Linked DNA regions of Homo sapiens: region 2 is linked to region 1. The links are chromatin contacts, found by Hi-C or POLR2A ChIA-PET in ENCODE. All regions are on one chromosome and are shown on one strand. Each heading gives the region's core, a stretch centred on a gene start or an enhancer-like site at or near the end of the contact. The rest is flanking DNA. Distances are from core to core; before and after follow the strand shown.

Region 1 (3,231 bases), core at 313-2,812:
TAGAACAGTCAAGGGTGGCATTTTATGGGCATATAGGGAGCAAGACCAGGGCACTAAGTCTACTCAAATTGATATGTGGTACCCATAGGTCTCTGTTAAATAGTCAGCACAGGTATGTGCCTTTATAGATTCTGTGAGGTACTGTTATACTATAGTCATGATTGCACCATCATTATTATTGATTTGTTTTATGCTATTTTGAATCTTTTAACTCCTTTGAGTTAGGGTAATGCTAGCTGCTGTCACAGATAAAGTGTAAAATATTATTGGCCTCAAAAAATTTTCCTTCAAGTGCAGAAAGTGAGTACTCAATTGACAGTGCTGGCTCTCTGTTCCACAGGGCCATTCATGGATTGAGGCACCTTTCGTTTTATGGCTCCACCAAGTTCTTGCAACTTAGAATCCTTTCTTCCAGCTAGCAGACAAGGAAAGAGAAGGTGGGGCAAAGGCACCTCTGCTTGGAAGGGAGAGGCATATACCTTTCACTCATGTTTCAGTGATAAGAAGTAGTCATGTGGTTCCGTCTAGTGCAAGAGAGGCTAGAAAGTGTCATTCCGATTGGGCAACCATGATCTGACAACCTCGTACCATGGAACAGGAGCATGCATTTTTGGTGGGCAGCTAGCCAACTTTGCCACAGCCTCCAAGTATATGGTCCCAAACTGTAGTTTTTAAAGTTACAGAAAAGAAGATATGGAGAATTACTGCCTAAGGTGACATCAGGACCACTGAATGATTTTTAGGCAGAGGAGGGACACATCAGATCAGTCTGTGCTTTGGAAACATTAAGGAGATGGTGGTAATGGAATAAAAAAAAAGGGAGTCAGGTCCCTGTTGTCCCCACTTCTGGCCCATTTTTGAGTAGGGCAATACTCAAGGGTGCCTTGCATTTATATTCCTACCATGTTCTGGGGACTCACCATGTGCCTTTTTGAAACACTGTCTGTTGACTTCTTAGCATAGCTGAGAGGCAGATACTATTATCTGCAATTTACAAATAAAAAAAATGAAAGTTCAGGGAAGGGAAGTGACTTGTCCAAGGTGTGCTGGGCCTCGAGCGGGTTGTCACTGAAGCTGCTGATCTGTATTGGGAAATGTATTTGGGGACTTGGTGGTGCCAAGCATGCAATTGCCCTGTGGCATGGTGTCTTAGGGAGCAAAGGGGTCCGAATACCCAGTGGTGATAGGGCCTGGCTGGCAGGTGGATTTCTTAACCCTTTGCACCTGCACCTCCACTGGGGGCAAAGTTTTAAGCACTGTGCATCTTATTTAGTCACCTCCTAGTCCCTAACAAAGATGCTCTGTGAGTCCCCTCATCAGCTCTCAGGAATCTGCTCCATGGCTCCTGGCCCTGCTGGGGAGGGGGACCATAGATCTGCTCCCCAGTCTAGAGAAGCCAGTTCTGCTGACTGGGCAGATGGGGCCCACGCACTGGGACCTGGGGAGATTGAGAGGAGAAAGTGGCTGAGCACAGCTCTGCGAGGCCTGGTGATTTATGAGGAGCAGCTTCCGTGGGCCATCTGGACCAGGAACTTCAGGAAGCACATCCTGTGTGGAGGCGCAGGCAGCGTGGGAGCCCTGCCAGGGAGGAGGAGGGCTGCAAGGGAGTGGGAGGAGGGAGGGGATGGGAGGCAGGAGTGGGGCAGAGGCAACGTGGAAAGAGCCCAGGCAGTGAAATCAGACAGATCCAGATGCTTCCACTTGCAGAAACTTTGGGCAGGACCTTAATCCCTCAGGGCCTCAGTGTGATTAACTTTGAAATGGAATGACAACATACCCTCTGCACTGTGGAGAAGTTTAAATGGAGCATTGCTTTTATAAGTACCCAGCCCAATGCCTTGAAGGAAGGAAGTTGATGTTATTGAGCATCTTCCATGTGCCAAGCATTCAGTTAGGTGCTGGGAATACAAAGATTCTCAGAGTTTGTGGTCTAGTGGGGGAGGCAGGCTATTTGGAACATGTGAGATATTTACAGTGAACTCTGGGAACACAGAGGTGAGAACCACAAACTCTGCATGGAGGTGATGTTTGAACTGGGTCTTAAAGCAGAAATAGGAGCTAAGTGGCCAGGGAAGATGTGGCAAAGGGAACAGCCTGAGCAAAGGCATGCTACACCACTGTCAAATGTTGGTTCATTCATTTATAACTCCAGCCCTGATTGCTCCACTGAGCTCTGGACGCATATATCGAACTGCCTACTTGACATCTCCATTTAGATTCAATGGACACTTCAAACTTAGCATGGCCAAAACAGAGATATTGGTCCTCCTGGTCCCCGCCTCCCGCCACCCACACTCATCAATTTTCTTCCTCCCAGGTCTTCCTCTCTTGGTAAATGACCCCCCATCCTCCCAGTCGCAGAAGCCAAAAATCTAGAAGACATTCATCCATCTCCATTTCTCTCCTCACTGTATCCAGTGGTGCCAAATTGCACCACTTCCTGTGTGTGCTTCCTTCTGAAATTGCATAATGTTGTGGTCACATCCCCAAACTCAGCCTATCAGCAAATCCTGTCAGCTCTTATCTCCCACATACATCTAGAATCCATTCGCTTCTCTTCATCTCCACCACTACCTCCACAGTCGAACCCACTGTGGGATCCAACCCAGACAACTGCAATGGGCTTCAAGCTCATTTTCTCATTTCCATGAGTCTTTCACAATCCAGTCTCCTCACCACTGCCAGAGTGGTCTTTACAAAAAGGCTATCAAATCACTCCTTTGTTGAAAGCTTTTATCACACAGTTATTTTCAAGTAATTCCATATAACCAGTCACCCCAAAACTCAGTGATGTATAGCAGCAAGCATTTATTTCCTGTTCATGTGTCTGAGGGTTGGCTGAGGTTCAGCTGATCTAGGTAGGGTTTGGCTCTGGCCTGCAGGTTGGGTCCAGCTTAACGCTATATGTTTCCCATCCTTGTTGGATCAATGGCTACCTAAGGCATTCTCTACTCCTGGTGAAAAAAGAGGAACATTAGAAGGAAAGCCCATTTGTGCAAGAACATTCCGAGCCTCAGCTCCCAACACATCCACCACCATCCCTTTCCTCAAAGCAAGTCATGCGGCCAAGATCAAAGTCATAGAGAAAGGAAGTACACTTCATCACCATGAGGCCATAGCAAATGTGTGGAGAGATAATTTATAATAGTGGGATAAAGAATTGGGACCAGGCTGGGCATGGTGGCTCATCTCTGTAATCCCAGCACTTTGGGAGGCCAAGGAGGGAGAATA
Region 2 (3,069 bases), core at 373-2,872, 110 kb before region 1:
AGATTGTGCCACTGCACTCTAGCCTGGGTGACAGAGCAAGACCTTGTTGCACACATGCACATACACACACACACCACACATGGAGAAATCTGAACACAGGTGCATACACACACATGCAGAACGCCAGGTGAAGATTGGAGTTATGCTGTCACAGGCCAGGGAACTATCAGAAGCTGGGAGAGAGGCCTGGAGCAGAACCTTCCCTAGCTCCTTCAGAGGGAACATGGTTCTGCTGGCACCTTGATCTGGGACTTCTAGCATCCAGAGCTGGGAGAGAATAAATATCTGTTAAGCCACTTAGTTTGTGGTACATCAATACAGCATCCGTAGCAAACTACTACCATGCCACTCTGAGAATCCCATGTCCAGAGCTGCAGTTCTGCTTGGCTCAGGGTGACTTGGGCTGTGTGTGTGGGTTCACAGGTTGATGCAGGCTGAGCTTTAGTCCTGGGGAAGTTGAGAGGTCTCATTCTTTTGGTCAAGCTTCTACCAGGCCCAGTGGCCCAGGCAGGGCAGGATAGAGTGGGGCTCTCTTAGGCTCCCATTTCCAGTGTCTGGATTTGCAAATCAAAGGGCCTATTCCAGGCAGGTCCCCGCACCACAGGAGAGTGACAGTATCATTCTCCAGGCCCCTGTAGGCCTTGCTTAGATGGATTTCAAGGATCGGCTTGGGGAGTTGGCCGGAAGGGAAACTGTTAGCAGGCAGGAGCCGGATGCATCTGAAAGGAGCCTGCCCTGGGCCCTTCCTTCCCTACAAGCTGGCTGTGAGTCCTTACAGACAGACATCCTAGACCAGGTTAACCTTTAACCAGGCAGCTCCGGTTCTCAGCTCTTGGGCCTAGGGCTCCTGCCGGCCTGTGAGCAGGCCTGCTTTTCTGCTCCTGTCTCTGGCGAACCAGAGTCCCTGATGAATTGCCCACACACCCCCACCCTGAGCCCTGCCACCATGTTGAGTGCTGGTGTCCCAGCAAAGATGAATGGGCCCCACTAATGAGCTGGAGGTGGTGGTGCTGTGACCCCTGACCCCACACACTCGTAGCCAGAGGCTTGGGGAATGGCTGCCCCAAGCCTACTTAATGTGTCGGGCTGGCCTCTGAAAGAAAAGCACATTTATTGCTACTTAGAGAAAATTGATCTAATTGGGATGGAAGCATTCTGCTGATGGAACATGGAATTTTTATTAGGAGGGTGACTCGAGTTCAGCCAATGTATCCCAGCTGGAAGGAGGCAAGAGAATGTTTCTAGGGATTTTACCCAAAAAAACCTCTTTCCAGCTGATACCAAATATCTGAGGAGGTCTGGGTTTGAATTCTGGCTGCGCCGCCTACAGAGCCTACATTCTAGAAGCATTTGGCAGCTTCTATCAGGCCTGATAAATGAGAAGAAATTATGGCATTCTCGCTGATTTGTTGTGAGAAGAAAGTGAGATTATGCATGCATCAGGGCTATGGCACTGCCCCTAGCAAGAGACTGGGTCCAGTGGGAACTTCTCGAGCCAAGGCTACACATGGTTTCAGTCCGTTTGGCCAAACATCCTGCAATTCAATAACAAACCAGCCAATTCCTTGTTGGCTGCAATTGAGGTGACTCATTTGAGAGCTATTTTTAGACAGAGCTCTGGGCTCTGAAATGTGGGGGCCATACCCCCTTGATAGCCTCAGAATCACCCCTGGCTGCTGCTTCTCTGTCTCTTACCGCAGCCAAGTTTGTTTAATATCTCCTAAGTTTTCCTAAACTTACTGTGACCCCATCTTCCACTGCTCCAGCCTTCATATAGGCGGTCATGATCACTGACCACTCTGGCTGAGGGACTGTGTTTATCTCCTCCCTGGCTTCTCATCTTGTTTTCCCCTGGTCAAGCCTCCACACCCATTCTCCAAACCAGTCCACCCTCCATACCAGTTCCTCCCGCACACTGGTGCATTTTCTGCAAATGGATCTTTCTAAAACACAATTGGAATGAGATCACTCCTAAGCTTAAAACCCTTCCATGGCTCCCCACAGCCTCCAGGGTGAAGTCCAAATGCCTTAGCCTGCAATTTGGGTTCCTCAACAGGATAACTATATCATTTACCATTGGTTAAACTAGGATAGTTTTATCCAGGACAAATGGTAAATTGCATGGAATGCACAGTCAACAGGATAAACCAGGACTGTTCTAGGCAAGCTGGGATGTATGGTCACTCTATCTGAAGGCCAGATGGGCTGGAGGGACCAGTTTCAAGACGGTGCACTCATGTGGGTGTCAAGATGGTACTGCTATTGGCAAGAGGCCTCAGTTTCTCTCCATGCAGGCTCCTTCATAGGACTGCTTGAGTGTCCTCAGAGCAGGGCAGCTAGCTGGCTTCCCCCAAAATGAGTGGCCTAAGAGAGGGCAACGAGGAAGCCGCAGTGTCTCTTATGCTCTGCATGGTACATCCTGGTGCTTCTCATATCTCACCTGGCTCAAGGGCTGGCCCTTGTTCTGCCCCTTCCTCTTGGAAGCCACTTATCACATATTATTTAATATCATTTCTTCTGTATTCTGTTTGTTAGAAGCAAGTCACTAAGTTCAGCTGATTCTTAAGGGGAGGGTTCATTTTTTTAGAGGGAGTGTCATAGCATTTGTAGACACAATTTAAAACCACCACACCTTATTTAATAAGAGAGTTTCTTAGAGGATAGTCCCCAGGACACCTGTGTCTGAATCACCTGGGACATGTGAAAAAAAAATGTATGTTCCCATGTCTCATCTCAGCTGATTGAACCAAAACCTAAGGGTGGAGGGGGTATGAGGGGAGGTGAATGGGGCCAAGAATCTGTGTCCTGCACAAATTCTACTATGAGGTGGGAACTACTGCCTTCAGAGAATGGTGGTTAGAAACATGAAGTCCAGTTCTCTGGGTCAGAACCCTGGCTCAGTCACTGATGAGATGTTGTGACTTTATCTAAGTTACTTAAGCTCCATGTGTCTTAGTTACATCATCTGGAGAATGGGGATAGTAATAATACCTTCACCACTGTTCTAAGGTCTGAGATCTAAACTGGTTAAATTTGTAAATTTATAAAGTGCCTAGAACATTGCCTAGC

The links. A loop is a pair of places that touch in the nucleus more often than their neighbours do. ChIA-PET counts read pairs that join two places held with the same protein, here RNA polymerase II (POLR2A). Pooled maps may share reads with other maps.
Region 2: a map of ascending aorta shows a loop between it and region 1 (2.3-fold over the local background). The contact joins two enhancer-like sites. A Hi-C loop is called at or near these places in 2 of 168 maps with a recorded cell type or tissue (aorta and ascending aorta) and 5 of 50 pooled maps. POLR2A ChIA-PET finds 5 or more read pairs at or near these places in 2 of 52 experiments (A673 and H1).

What each region holds. Positions count from the first base shown.
Region 1 is chr20:40,752,922-40,756,152 of GRCh38, reverse strand. No RefSeq gene overlaps it. Among named protein-coding and RNA genes, the nearest start is that of SNORD154, 40 kb to the right of the region's middle. Within about 2 kb of position 1,562, at least 4 of the 41 ENCODE cell types and tissues checked have a DNase peak (open chromatin) inside an H3K27ac peak, as active enhancers do; they include ascending aorta, where a contact is called at or near this core.
Region 2 is chr20:40,867,509-40,870,577 of GRCh38, reverse strand. No RefSeq gene overlaps it. Among named protein-coding and RNA genes, the nearest start is that of SNORD154, 150 kb to the right of the region's middle. Within about 2 kb of position 1,622, at least 4 of the 41 ENCODE cell types and tissues checked have a DNase peak (open chromatin) inside an H3K27ac peak, as active enhancers do; they include ascending aorta, where a contact is called at or near this core.